2 separate regions of the Homo sapiens genome follow, and region 2 is linked to region 1. The links are chromatin loops, found by intact Hi-C in ENCODE. Cell type or tissue: heart left ventricle. All regions are shown on one strand. Links, peaks and the distances in the headings refer to the core of each region. The heading gives the core; the rest is flanking DNA. Region 1 overlaps AFAP1L2 (actin filament associated protein 1 like 2). Region 2 overlaps LOC124902508 (translation initiation factor IF-2-like).

What was found. A loop is a pair of places that touch in the nucleus more often than their neighbours do. Peaks named below come from ENCODE experiments on the same cell type or tissue, not always from the same donor. Only the 100,000 strongest peaks of a DNase experiment are listed, where the experiment ranks them.
Region 2: it touches region 1 in a loop (2.3-fold over the local background); 14 of 110 quality-filtered maps call a loop at or near these places.

What each region holds. Positions count from the first base shown.
Region 1 is chr10:114,300,781-114,306,053 of GRCh38, reverse strand. AFAP1L2 (actin filament associated protein 1 like 2) reads left to right here. Exons shown (of 19, transcript NM_001001936.3): 11 at 1,124-1,335; 12 at 3,570-3,715; 13 at 4,589-4,700. Among named protein-coding and RNA genes, the nearest start is that of VWA2, 64 kb to the right of the region's middle. RefSeq lists a silencer at 1,036-1,085. In heart left ventricle, for the core only: CTCF peaks have their summits at 1,338 (motif pointing right) and 1,956 (motif pointing left); DNase peaks (open chromatin) are centred at 1,043, 1,312 and 1,900; H3K4me3 peaks cover 986 bases; H3K27ac peaks cover 962 bases.
Region 2 is chr10:114,799,815-114,809,678 of GRCh38, reverse strand. The region is part of intron 1 of LOC124902508 (translation initiation factor IF-2-like); the gene reads left to right. It also overlaps a transcript of ABLIM1 not described here and the pseudogene TAF9BP2. Among named protein-coding and RNA genes, the nearest start is that of FHIP2A, 17 kb to the left of the region's middle. RefSeq lists enhancers at 7,776-7,865, 7,886-8,085. In heart left ventricle, for the core only: no CTCF peak of the experiment used is centred there; no DNase peak of the experiment used is centred there.

The sequences.
Region 1 (5,273 bases), core at 11-5,010:
CCCTTCTGCATCTGTGTCCCCTCCTGCATCTGCGTCCCCTCCTGCATCTGCGTCCCCTCCTGCAGCCCCGACCCCTCCTGTACCTGCACCCCCCCTGCATCTGCATCTCCTCCTGCAGCCCCGTCCCCTCCTGCACCTGTGTCCCCTCCTGCACCCGCGTCCCCTCCTGCCCCTGCGCCCCCTCCTGCACCCGCGTCCCCTCCTGCACCCGCGTCCCCTCCTGGATCTGCCTCCCCTCCTGCAGCCCCGACGCCTCCTGCATCTGCGTCCCCTCCTGCAGCCCCGACCAGTCCTGTACGTGCACCCCCTCCTGCATCTGCATCTCCTCCTGTAGCCCCGTCCCCTCCAGCCCCGCTCCCTCCTGCAGCCCCGTCCCCTCCTGCACCTGCATCCCCTCCTGCATCTGCATCTCCTCCTGCATCTGCATCCCCTCCTGCATCTGCATCTCCTTCTGCAGCCCCGTCGCCTCCTGCATCTGCGCCCCCTCCTGCATCTGTGTCCCCTCCTGCAGCCCCAACCCCTCCTGTACCTGCACCCCCTCCTGCATCTCCTCCTGCAGCCCCGTCCCCTCCTGCATCTGCGTCCCCTCCTGCACCTGCGTCCCCTCCTGCATCTGCGTCCCCTCCTGCATCTGCATCTCCTTCTGCAGCGCCGTCCCCTCCTGCAGCCCCGCTCTCTCCTGCAGCCCCGCTCCCTCCTGCAGCCCAGTCCCCTCCTGCATCCGCGACCCCTCCTGCAGCTCCGTCCCCTCCTGCGTCCGCATCCCCTCCTGCATCCGCGTGCCCTCCCACATCCACGTCTCCTCCCGCAGCCCCGCCCCCTCCTTTATCTGCATGCCCTCCCGCAGCCCCGCCCCCTCCTTCATCTGCGTCCCCTCCTGCAGCCCAGTCCCCTCCTGCAGCCCAGTCCCCTCCTGCATCTGCGTCCCCTCCTGCAGCCCGGTCCCCTCCTGCATCTGCGTCCCCTCCTGGAGCCCAGTCCCCTCTTGCATCCGCATCCGCTTCCCCTCCCGCAGCCCCGCCCCCTCCTGCATCTGTGTGCCCTCCCGAAGCCCCGCCCCCTCCTGCATCTGCGTCCCCTCCTGCAGCCCTGTCCCCTCCTGCATCTGCACTTCCTCCTGCAGGTTACCTGAACGTGCTGGTGAACAGCCAGTGGAAGTCTCGCTGGTGCTCTGTCAGGGACAATCACCTGCACTTCTACCAGGACCGGAACCGGAGCAAGGTGGCCCAGCAACCCCTCAGCCTGGTGGGCTGCGAGGTGGTCCCAGACCCCAGCCCCGACCACCTCTACTCCTTCCGCATCCTCCACAAGGGCGAGGAGCTGGCCAAGCTTGAGGTACCGCCGGCCTGCAGGGGGAGCAGGGCCAGCCAGGGTGTGGCGGTGGTGGCTGTTTGCTGCCAGTCTCCAGGACTGTAATGCTACTAAGGGAGAATCAATGTCCCCGCGTGTTATTTTTACTTCGTTTGCCTGAGATTGTTTGCATTTTTAAAAATTTCCATTCCTTTTCTGACCTCAGAGTAGTTGCGTTATAAGAGTGGAACCATGCGCTACTTCCTGCACTTAGGGCAGAAGGAGTATTTTTAGTTCTCTGAGCTACTGGAAAAGCTGCTGGGGATTCAAAGTGGGTGTTGTTTTGTTTGGGTATCACCAGCTGGGAGAGCCTCTAGGCCCAGTACGTAAAAACCACACTGTTAGAGCTTATCTGGGGGAAAAAATTCGCTTTGTGATACAATTACATTCCTCTCGCTCCCCATCCTCCCTTTGATGTGATGTTACGTTTACAAAAATAAGAAGTGACATAACGCTTTGCAAGCTGCGGCAGGCGGAGACCGAGTCCCTTCCACGCATGGAAGCACACACTTGCCCGTGAATGTCCGTTCACTTAGTCTTTGATGTGGAGGTCCTCATCCAAACTTTGCTCCAATCCTGCCCTCTGGTGGCTGAAAGACCCACATCGCAATTGCTTCCCAGGGTCCAGCTTGTAGCTTATATTCATCCATTCAGAGGTTCCCCATCAACAGACATCTTCTCAGCACAGGAATATGGTGGACAAGAGCAATATGGACTCCGTCCTTGTGGCACTTACATCCTAGTTTGGGAGTGTGATGTTATTCAGCAAATTACCCAGCCAATCGCTGGGCTACAATGGCTGGAAAGAAGTGGGGAGGGTGCTATAGACTTGTACTGGGGTCTGGGTGACAGGCTGGAGCGGGAGGGACAGGGCTTGATCCTAGGAGCAACGGAGCCCTGATGGCTTTCAGGGGAGGGCGGCAAGCTCAGATCGGGGTTTTGAGATGCTTCCTCCAGCTACTGGGGTGGGAGTGGATCGGAGGGGGCAAGAAGGGACCTGCTAGGAAGCTGTCGCAGCTGTCCAGGGCAGAGACGCAGCCTGGACTAGGGGAGGCCCATGAAAAGCTGTATTTAGAATCCAGTTGAAACTAAGTGGGGGCCGGGCATGATGGCCCACGCCTGTAACCCCAGCACTTTGGGAGGCTGAGGCAGGTGGATCACCCGAGGTCAGGAGTTTGAAACCAGCCTGGCCAACATGGTGAAACCCTGTCTCTACTAAAATACAAAAATTAGCTGGGTGTGGTGGTGGGCGCCTGTAGTCCCAGCTACTTGGGAGGCTGACACAGGAGAATTGCTTGAAGCCGGGAGGCAGAGGCTACAGTGAGCCAAGATCCCACCGCTGCACTCCAGCCTGGGCGACAGAACAAGATTCTGTCTTTAAAATAAAAAAAAACTGGGAAAAGGAAACCAACTAAATGTCAAATTCTGCTCATCACGGCCTCTTTGATGAAGAGAATGTAGCAGCAAACGTGATGGAGCTATGGGTTATACCAAAGGGGGCTGATTTTCCTCATCAAAATAAACCTATAGCTTTGATTAAATGGGCAGTTTTTTCTCATTATAAAGGTAAGAAACAGTGTGGACATTTTAATTGAGGTACCCAATGGATGCATTTGATTAGAATGCATTGTCCCCTGGAAAAAAAAATACCAAATTCACTGGGATTTTGATGATGATTTAGCAGCTGAGCTAGTGTAAGGTATTTAAAAGATGTCCCGACTTTACTGAAGCCATGAACAAAATAAATTTGAATGTTGTTATTTCTTGGGGATCCAGGAAGTCTTGTTGTATATGGGATTGGGGGAATGACATGCATTGTTCATAAAATACAAGTGTCAACTTAAAAGACATACAATTTTTTAATCATTTTAAAAACTATTAATTAACAGGTGGTCACTAACAGTTTTTAATAGTGACCACCTGGTGATAAGTTTTCACCTCCTAGAAACACAATGTATATACATCTCATATGGCCCTTGGGACAAAAGTCCACAGCATTATTGAGGTGGCATCAAGATGTCACTGACGACAGGAAATATTATCTGGGGCCACTGGGGGGTGGGATAGGCTGGTGAACAGGAGAAGCACAGCCCCGGGCTGTTACAGAGGCTTTCGTGGGCAGGCTCAGGGGTAGGGGTACGGTCATGGCCTGGTGGGGAGGGGCTGGCACCAGGCAGCACTGCCTGGCCCTGCTTATGTCTCTCTTGGCCTCGTTCCAGGCCAAGTCTTCCGAGGAAATGGGCCACTGGCTGGGTCTCCTGCTCTCTGAGTCAGGCTCCAAGACAGACCCAGAAGAGTTCACCTACGACTATGTGGATGCCGATAGGGTCTCCTGTATTGTGAGTGCGGCCAAAAACTCTCTCTTGTGAGTAATTTGGACCCTTCCTCCGTACACTCTCTTATTCCTGGCCATGCTGTAGGCCCTGGGTCAGCCAGAGTCAGGGGCAGCAGGGAGCACAGGGTCCCACCCCACTCTGCCCAGCAGCAGGAAAATGTGAAGCCAAGGAGTAGCCCTCAGGGAGGCCCGGCCAAGAGCCAGGAGCTGAGCTAAGAGCAAGGAGCCGAGCCAGGCTTCGGGCCCCGGGGGCAGCTTTGGCATCCTCAGAGGCAGTTAGACTCTCCAGCTCCTCCAGGCAGAGCTGTCACCTTTCCTGACCTCCTACTTGTCCTTCTGGTGAATCCCTCACTGGGTCTCCAGCACACCCTGGAGAAAAGCAGGTCAGGGGGTGGTGCTTCTGTTTCCAGATGAGCAAACTAGGGCTGAGGGAGAGGGCGTTCTCTGGTCAGGGTGGTAGAGCCAGTCTCGTGGAAGCCGGCTGAGCCACTGAAACAGAATCAGTTTTCTCATGGACCAAACGGGGATAGTGTCTGGCCTGCGCCACCCCAAGTGTATTGTGAAGATGAAATGAGAAGGGGTTTTTTGTTGTGGTTGCTGGAAGGAGATCCTAGAAGGGAGGAATGGGGGAGAAGATGGCAAAGGGATCCTAGGACGAGGCGTATGGGCAAGGGAAGCTTGTCTTTCTGGGAGGAAAATCTCGAACCAAGAATTTCAGGAAGAAGGCACTGGGAAAAGAGGGAGGAGGTGCCCTCAGATCCATGGAGGTGAGTGTCAGCCCCCAGATCTCTTGTGTGGCCACCACTTTCACGGCAACCACTCCTCACTGGGAATCCTTGGAGTCTGGTGCTTTCACCACCCTGCCCCGGCTGCTTCATGTGTGCCACCTCGCCCTGTTTCCAGACTGATGCAGAGAAAGTTCTCAGAGCCCAACACTTACATCGATGGCCTGCCTAGCCAGGACCGCCAGGAGGAGCTGTATGACGACGTGGACCTGTCAGAGCTCACAGCTGCGGTAAGGACCCGGCCAGGCAGTGGCCTGGGCCTCTCCAGGCCCTCCTCCTACCAACCTCAACACCTGGATGCCAGAGATCATTAGAGTATCCCTGAGATGAGATGAGTGGGTTCTGAGTCACCTACCAGGCCAGTAGTGCAGACACCTAAGTGCAACAAGGCTGTCTCCTATATGTGAGGCTGTGCAGTTTGCTTGGCTTGGGGACTTATCTAGATGAAACACCGGTGAACCCCTCTCGTCAGGGCTAGGGGTGTGGTGGTGGGATTGGGAGTGGAGGTACCAGTAGGCTTCCAGGTCCAAATCGGTTGTTGAGTGGGATGATCACACCGATGGCAACTTCCACGTTTTGGGCACTGAACCCTGTGCTGAGCTGAGGACCTCCTGCAGATGATCTCCTTGAATCCTAACCACCTTATGGGAAGATGCTGCTCTTTTCCTCTTTACAGATGAGGAAATAAGGTTCAGGGAAGTTAAGTGCTCTGTCTGGGTCTTCCACCTCGAGTGACATATCTAGGACTCAGCCAGTGGCCCCCCCAGCAGGGAGGGAGATCTCTTGGAACACTGTGAGATGGG
Region 2 (9,864 bases), core at 2,513-7,512, 500 kb before region 1:
AAGCTAGTCCAGGGTAAGTTGAAATGCCATGGAGAATTGGCTGCCAAAAGTAATATCTGGTAAAGAATGTCTTGGGGGGAGAAATAGGTCTTCGCAACACTGGGTCACTAGTCTCACATTATCTCCCTCGAGAGGAGGTTTCTTAGGATGGCTTGAATAAATTTTTGCATAGTCTAGAATTGCAGACACATATTGGAAGGCAAACTCCAACACTTGATTTATTACTCTTTATTTATACTCTGTGATTCCCATATCCTTTGGAGTCTGGGCCATCACCAAGGCATGGCTTGGAGTGGTCTTGGGAAATTGCAATCTTGCTAACCTCCATGATCTGGCAACTGCTCTAGTAATGTTTTAAAATAGTTTTAAAATTTCAAAACAATTTAAAAATTATAATAGAGGTGTAAATACAGTTCAAAACACCTGAACTGTTTGAGGGTAAGCTGCTGACATTATGTCTATCACTCCTATGTACTTTAGTGTGTATTTCCTGCAAACAAGAACATTCTTTGACGTAACCGCAATGCAATTATATTAGTTTCCTGGGGCCATCATAACAAATTACCACAAACCTGATGGCTTAAAAAAACAGAAATTTATTTTCTCATAGTCTGGAGGCCAGAAATCTGAAATGAAGGTGTCAGCAGGGCTGTGCCTCCCCTAAGCCCCAAGGCTCCAGGGGAGGATCCTTCCTTGCCCATTCCAGCTTTTGGTAGCTCCAAGCACTCCTTGGCTTGTGGCTGCATCGCTCTAATTTCTGCCCCCCTCTTCACGTGGCATTCTCATCTTGCGTCTTCTCTTCTCTGTGTGTCTCTTATAAGGACACTTGTCACTGGATTTACAGCTCACCTAGATAATCCAGAATGATCTCATCTCAAGATTCTTAAGTTAATTACATCTGCAAAGATACTTTTTTCAAATGAGGTCACAGGTTTCAGAGATTAAGATGAACACATATCTTTTCGGGGGCCACCATTCAACGCACTACAATAACCAGCATCTGTGTATTGAAATCAGTATCAATGTTGAAATTGCTGTTATCTGATCTGCAGACCCCACTTCATATTTCACCAGTTGTTTCAATATCCTTTATAGTAAAAGGATCCAGTTCAGAATCCCATGGTATATTTAGTTGTCATGCCTCTTTAGTGTCCTTCAGTCTGGAACAGTTTCTTGGTCTTTCCTTGACTTTCATGACTTGACATTCTTGAAGATTATAGGCTGGTTATTTTGTCAAATGGCCTTTAATTTAGGTTCCCAGTGTTTTCTCATAATTAGATTCAGATGTGCATTCCTGGAAGGCCTATCAGAGAGAAACATTTTCTTCCTGTACATCCCATCAGGTGGCACCTATTTTCTTTCCTTCTTTCTTTCTTTTTTTGAGATGGAGTTTTGCTCTTGTCACCCAGGCTGGAGTGCAATGGCATGATCTCAGCTCACTGCAACCTCTGTCTCCTGCATTTGAGCGATTCTTCTCAATCAGCCTCCCAAATAGGTGGGATTACAGGTATGTGTCACCACACCTGGCTAATTTTTAAATTTTTTTTTTTTAATTTTTAGTAGAGATGGGGTTTCACCATGTTGGTCAGGCTGGTCTCAAACTCCTGACCTCAAGTGATCTGCCCTCATTGGCCTCCCAAAGTGCTGGGATTACAGTCGTGAGCCACCACACCTGGCCACCTATTTTCAATTTGATATCTTGGTTAAAGTGGAGACCGCCAGACTTCTCCACTGTTAAATTACACTTTTCCTATGTATGTAAGTATCCTGTCCTTTGTCAAACTTTCAATTTAATTCTATCACTACGGACTTACAGTTTCTTGTTTTAATCAAGGGGTTATAAACCGTTACTATTATTTTTTCTTCTTTGTCATTTTTTTTTTTTTTTTTTGGAGATGGAGTCTCTCTATGTCACCCAGGCTAGAGGGCAATGGCTCAATCTCAGCTCACTGCAAACTCTGCCTCCTAGGTTCAAGCAATTCTCCTGCCTCAGCCTCCCTAGTAGCTGGAATTACAGGTGCATGTCACCACACCTGGCTAATTTTTTTTTTGTATTTTTAGTAGAGATGGGGTTTCACCATATTGTCCAGGCTGGTCTCAAACTCCTGACCTCAAGTGATCTGCCTGCCTCAGCCTCTCAAGGTGCTGGGATTCCAGGCGTGAGCCACTGCACTCTTCCTCTTCTTTGTCTTCATGTTATTATTTGATATTCAAATTTTAGCCAGTGGGAGTCCCTCCAGGATGGCTGGCTTTTTTTTTTCACATGTCACCATCCTTCTTTGAGCATTTTCTTGCTTTCTGGCAGAAGACATTCCAGTCTTATTTCATACTCTTCATGAATCACTATAGATCCATATCTGTGACCATCTCTTGGCCCAGAAAAAGCAAAACAACCAAATGTACTGTTTGATGTTTTGCCCACTGGGAGGATTTTATTTCTCTCTTCTTTTTTAAGGACACTCCTTGGTGTTGAAACGTTGCAGGAGTCCTCTTCTGGTTGGTGCCAGCATGTCATGAAGCAGTATCTGTAAACCAGGCCTTAGTTTTTTTCCTCTTAGCTGATGAAGAAGAATCCTCTCATGAGACCATAGGCATGGACTGAAGGAGAGGCAGCAAGACCTCAGGAGTAAGTGTTGTAAGATATTGAGTCACTTGCTCATGCAACTTGTACATTCTGAACCTACTTGAGCCTAATTTCTTATATGCTGTTTCCACTGAATGAAGGATTGCTGTTATCCATATTCAACATTATGCTTTGGTGGGTCAGATACCAGTGTTCATGATGGCAGCTTGGGTTGCACGATTACTTAATGTCCCATATTTAGGCCTAGTGGTAATACAGGAGCTTTTTCTCAAAATAGGAATCATTATAGTAGAAGAGGGTGTGGCTTTGCTCCAGAGACCTGTGGACCTTCCTACTGGGGTTTGTCATAGACTCCATATAACATCCCTGTATGCCACAGACACTGAGCATCACTGGCTCTGTTGAGTCATCAAGCCCAATGGGCAAGGCAGCCTGCATTACATCCTGGATCTACTCCATAACCTTCTTTTGCTCTATTCTCTACTCAGAACCAACAGCCTTATAGGCAACTGGGAAAATGGGTTGGAGTGGCGTACAATAATAGCACATAATATCTCCAAAAATTCAAGAAAGCCCTCAAATCATTGTGTCTTCTTTTTAGTAATACACAATACGAGGTATAGTAACTTATATTTCATTTTGAAGGAGATATCCTGACGTGTTCCAAACCACTGAATCCCTAGAAATTCAGCGTAGGCCTTGGAATACCCATGGAGGTTTCCTTCAACCCTCTGTCTCTAGTGTGCCTTAATAAGACATCTAAGGTGTTTGCTACTTTCTGCTTATTAAGTCCAATCAGAATAATGCCATCACTTTGCTTATTAGGTAAAATTAGCATAATGCAGTAGATCATTGTGACGTTCTATAGAGTGTCAAGATGATCGAAATTTCTGCAGACGAGATTAAAGCTGACAGCAGGAGGCTGGGCAAAGTGGCTCACACCCGTAAATCCCAGCACTTTGGGAGGCTGAGGCGGGTGGATCACTTGAGGTCAGGAGTTCAAGACCAGCCTGGCCAACACGGTGAAACCCTGTCTCTACTAAAAATACAAAAATTAGCCAGGCATGGTGGCTCATGCCTGTAGACCCAGCTACCTGGGAGGCTGAGGCAGGAGAATCGTTTGAACCCGGGAGGCAGAGGTTATAGTGAGTTGAGATCATGCAACTGCACTCTAGCCTGTCTCAAAAAAAAAAAAAAAAAATGCTGACAGCAGGAAAGTTGGCATAGCCCTAAGATAAAATCATAAGATGCCCCTAAAAACCGTATTTCTTCTAGTGGTCCTCGCAAATTGGTAATAGAGAATAAAAAGCACTTGCCAGAGCAATAGCTACATGCCAGGTGCTGGGACTCTGTTGATTTGCTTCAATAAAGAAAACAGAGTAGAACAACAATTGAGGTTGGAGTTACCACTTGATTAAGTATATGATTATTCACAGTCATTTTCCAAGACCTATTTACCTTCTGTATAGGCCAGACAGTGAAATAAATGGGAATATAATAGTAATCACCAGACCTGTATCACATCTTTAATTTTTGCATAAATCTCTGCAGTTACCTTCAGGGATGCAGTTTTGCTTTTGGTTTATGATTTTGATGGGAAGAAAAAGTTTCAAGGGCTTCCACGTCAACCTTCCTACCATAACAGTCTTTACTTCACCAGTCAAGGAACCATTGCAGGGATTCTGCCTGTTGCCAAGGATGTCTATTCTAATTATACAGCCAGAGACTGGGGAAATCACCATAGGATGGGCATGTAGATGAACTTAGGCCAAAATACTATTTATTACATGAACATTGTAAGTTCACCACTTTGGTGGAATACAGTATTATTATGGATCTTCAAGAAATGGTATCAGTTTAGGGCTAGTGTCTAGAATTTCTCAAAAGACTGGGGTGTTCTTTCTCTAGTGTATGGTAACCTTAGAAAAATGTCCACAGGCCCCTTTGGGAATGACTTGGAGGAAGGTGTATAGTATATTCCTTTGACATTTTTGTACAGTCTTTCCTCAAGAGGACCTAGCCTCCCCATCACTCAAGAGACCCTGGATTCAAGAGCTGCCTAACATCTAGAAACTTGGTAAGAGGCCAAGACTTTAATGTAATTTGACTCAGATTTCTAGCCACCAGATCTAGAGTTCTTACTGTTGTATTGATCAAGTGATACTTCAGTAGGCTGACCATTTATTTCATTCCTAGATGTATCATGATCCATAGTCTGCTAGATTAAGACATTTTGATTATATTCCAGTACTTTCTGCTGTCATTACAGTTATTTCCTCTACCATGTTTCTGTTAGTTAAGTGCTTCCACTTGGCCTGTATCTCTTCTGAATCCCATCGTTTCCACTCTCTCATTGGCAGCCTGTCCTACTATCATCTCACCATCATGGAGCTTTTCAAGGATGCTTGCTCTCACTTCATTAATGCATTTCTTATGGCAAATGAACAGAGTGCCTTCTTAGCCTTCCAGAAGGATATAATGGGGGATGGATATGCATGTTGCAAATGATAAACGAGTTTCGCATTCTGTTCCTCTGATCTGTGGGTACACTCCTCCATGTCTATGCCAAGGACATTCTAACAGGTCAACTTTTAGAACGTTGAGCCCAAAGTTCAATCAGTCAACCAAGCAAAGTGTTAGAGCCGCTTCCAGCTGTGCTAGTTCACGCACCTTAAACCCAGAATCTCTTGTAAATGCATTCATGTGAGTACATTTGATATGATCTAATTTTATGTCTTTCCTTTTCGAGTACACTTGTCAACTTCATTTCTAACATATTTCCTAGGTTTTCTCTACATAATTCCCAGTCTCTCTACATATTAGAAAAATCTGGAAATTCTTTCAGCATATAAGCTATGTCTTCCTGGGTTAAACTTAACACTCATCTCCTTAGAGGATCCTGATATTTGACTCCAGTTATGAGTCTAGAGTCATTCAGGGGTGGTCAGGGGGGGTCTTGAGAAGGATAGGCATCTCTTTGCAAGGCGTCTTCCCTAAGCTATACAGGATCTTTAAGGAAACCTCTTCTCCTCAGACACACAGGAGGGTAGACTGTTTCTTTTTCTTTTTCTTTTATTTTATTATACTTTAAGTTTTAGGGTACATGTGCACAATGTGCAGGTTTGTTACATATGTATACATGTGCCATGTTGGTGTGCTGCACCCATTAACTCGTCATTTAGCATTAGGTATATCTCCTAATGCTATCCCTCCCCCCTCCCCCCACCCCACAAGTCTTGCTCTGTTGCCCAGGCTGGAGTGCAGTGGGGCGATCTCGGCTCACTGCAAGCTCCGCCTCCCAGGTTCCCGCCATTCTCCTGCCTCAGCCTCCCGAGTAGCTGGGACTGCAGGTGCCCACCATCACGCCCAAATGATTTTTTGTATTTTTTAGTAGAGACGGGGTTTCACCGTGTTAGCCAGGATGGTCTCGATCTCTTTACCTCATAATCTACCCACCTCGGCCTCCCAAAGTGCCGGGATTACAAGTGTGAGCCACCGCGTCCGGCAGGAGGTTAGACTGTTTCTTCCTGCAAGAGAGGCTTGGAGAGACTTGGGAGTTAAAGATTTTCAACTTTGTTCAGTTACACCAAGAGGACCCCATTCCAAATCTCTGGTCTACTCCCTCTGAATGTCATAAGTATAACATAAGACAGCATGTCTTATGACAAGTCTGTGAATTCAACTGAAGTTATCATTTTGCAACCCAGACGACTAAATTTTGAGTCTGATTTTCAGTAAGTTTGACTCTATAGCTATAAAAAAAGATAGTAGATTATCTTAGGGCCACCATGGATCCTCTGTAGTTCTTTGTGATTTGAGATGAATCTTTTTTTTTTTGAGACAGAGTGTCATCCTGTTGCCCAGGCTGGAGTGCAGTGGCCTGATCTTGGTTCACTGCAACCTCCACCTCCTGGTTCAAGTGATTTCTTGCATCAGCCTCCCAAACAGCTGGGATTACAGGCACCTGCCACCACACCTGGCTAATTCTTGTATTTTTAGAAGAGATGGGGTTTCGCCATGTTGTCCAGGCTGCTCTCAAACTCCTGACCTCAAGTGATCCACCTGCCTCGGCCTCCAAAAGTGCTGGGATTACAGGTGTGAGCCACCATGCCTAGCCTGAGATGAATCTTTAAAATCCTGGTTTTAAGCTGGGTGCAGTGCTGTACACCTGTAATCTCAGCTACTCAGGGGGCTGAGGTGGAAGGATCCCCTGAGCACAGGAGTTTGAGGCCAGCCTGGACAACGTTGCAAGACTCCATTAAAAAAAAACAACAACAAAAAGCAAAACAAAACAAAACAAAAAACACTAACCCTGATTGTGTTATTTTTTTTTCTGTATTCTCTTTAGTGTAGTCAGAAGCAGCGAATCCACCCCATGATTCTTACAGTCTTTATTACTACCATAGCCATCAAGTGCCATAGCCACTTGGTCTTTCAAGCCACTTGTTTCAGTAGAAACTTCACACAAACCACTACAGGTGATAATTTAGTTCCTCATATGCCCTGCATATCTGCAGACCATTAGATTCCAATTTCCAATTTCCAATTAACAAAGAGTTCAGTACTGCTTTCAAAGTTGAAGACATAACCAAACAATCCTAAATCCCATTTTTTGAGAGTTTATTTCCTGGGAGTACTCTATCACCAGGTACCACATTGGTTAGGGTGTACTCAGGAAACAGAAACCACACTAGTCATTTCAGCAGAGAGAATTTAATATAAGAAATGTGTTATGGGCTGAGCGCGGTGGCTCATGCCTGTAATTCCAGCACTTTAGGAGGCCGAGGCAGGTGGATCACTTGAGGTCAGGAGTTTGAGACCAGCCTGGCCAACATGGCAAAATGTATTTTTATTTTACACACTCACACACACACAAAGAAATTAGCTGGATATGGTGGCTTGCACCTGTGGTCCCAGCAACTCAGGAGGTTGAGGCAGAGGATCACCTGAGCCCAGGAGGCAGAAGTTGCAGTGCCACTGCACTGCAGCCTGGGTGACAGAGTGAGACCCCATCTCAAAAAAAAAAAAAAAAAAAAAAAAAGAGTTCCATGGGATTTTTGCTTAAAAAAAGTGACAGGCAGACATCAAGGTCCAGAAATCATAAACTTCCAGGGGAACAAAGGGAAGAAGAGAAGTTTGTGTTTTTTAGAAACTAGAGGCTCGGCGGAGGGTCCCACAGAGCCGGGACTTAGATCCCTGAGGAAGAGGTCCTGCCCTGCTGGTACTGGTACCTCAGAGGGGGCACCTTAAAGCTAATTTTGGAAGTGCCAAAAAAAGTGAGAGACTAGAGCCAACACTGCACAGAGGAAAGTGCTGTTGCTGAGGTAACACTGATGGGAACAGCATAGAGCAGGAGAGGCAGTCCCGGCTTCTGCCTTCTACTCTAGCACCCGCTATGGGCAGAACCAAACAGAGAACTACCTGGCAAAAAAGGAACAGTTTGCAGGCTCCCAGACCCGGACCACAAAGCAGAATTTACAAGGGTGGATTTAGAGCTGGTGGAATACAATTATGAGTGTTTTAACACATAACTACAGAGACTCAGTTACAGTAAAGGATGTGGTGAAACAGATGTTTATATGTGGAGTCAGCATGTCTATAGGTGGGGCAGCTATAAATACGGTTGGCCGTTAAACAACATGGGTTTGAACTGTGTGGGCCCACTTTTATGTGGATTTTTTTCTGCCTCTGCCTCTCCTGAGATAGCAAGACCAACCCCTTCTCTTCCTCCGCGTACTCAATGTAAAGATGACAAGGACCTTTGTGATGATCCACTTCCATTTAATACATGGTAAATATATTTTCTTTTCCTTATGATGATCTTGGTTTTAAATTTTTTTTTTAATAGAGACAGGGTTTTGCTATGTTGTCCAGGCTGGTCTAGGACTCTTGTTGTCAAGTGATCCTCCCGCCTCAGCTTCCCAAACTGCTGGGATTACAAACATGAACCACTACCCCTGGCATCATTTTCTAAATGATATTTCCTTTTCTCTGGCTTACTTTATTATAAGAATGCAGTATGTAATGTATATATACCATACAAAATGTGTGTTAATCAACTGTTTGTATTATTGGTAAGGCTTCTAGTCAACAGTAGGCTATTAGTAGTTAAGTTTCAGGGCAGTCAAAAGTTTTATGTGGATTCTCTTTTTCTTTTCTTTTCTTTTTTTTTGTTTTTTATTTATTGAGTTGGAGTCTTGCTCTTGTCACCCAGGCTGGAGTGCAATGGCATGATCTCGGCTGATTACAACCTCCACTTTCTGGTTCAAGCAATTCTCCTGTCTTAGCCTTCCAAGTAGCTGGGATTACAGGCATGCGCCATGCCTGGCTAATTTTTGTATTTTTAGTAGAGATGGGGCTTCACCATGTTGCCAGGCTAGTCTCAAACTACTAATCTCAAATGATCAGCCCACCTTGGCCTCCCAGAGTGCTGGGATTACAGGTATTAGCCACCATGCCCAGCCTTATATGTGGATTTTCAACTGTCCCTTAACCCCCATGTTGTTCACGGGTCAACTGTATTCAGGTATGTTATACTGGTGATGCAAATAATAAGAGTGGTGTTGCCAAAAATAATATTATTTTCCAAAGTAGTGAGCAACTTTTGGTAATATTCCAAAAAATAATGTACCATTTCCCCTTAATTTACAGAATGGTGCATTCCTGGAAATTGTATTGCATATTAAATACTCACCTAATAGTAAATGGTTTCTTCACCTACATGGATATCCTGCCAGAGATGTAAAAGTTATATAGGACAAGAGAGAATTCTTACTTTTATAGGACTTTCCTGTATATTACAGGATGTCGAATACTGTCTCCTGAATCCTATAGTCCTCCACAAATTTCCAAAACATCTCCTAGGATATGGCAGTATCCTCTCCATTAAGACTGTCACAGGATCTTACCATCAGGTAAGGGCATAGGAATTTTGGATATTATTTTGAGTGAAACTAGAAGCCATTTGAGGGTTTTGAACAAACACACTCAATTTTTTTTACATTAAAAACATTATTCTGGGCTGGCTGCGGTGACTCACACCTGTAATCTCAGCACTTTGGTAGGCTGAGGCAGGTGGATTGCTTTGAGCTCAGGGGTTCGAGACCAGCCTGGGCAAAATGGCAAAACCCCATCTCTACAAAAATACGAAGATTAGTCTGGTGTGGTGGCTGATGCCTGTATTCCCAGCTACTCAGGAGGCTGAGCCTGGAGAATCACTTGAGCCTGGGAAGCAGAGGTTGCAGTGAGCCAAGATGATGCAACTGCATGCACTCCAGCTT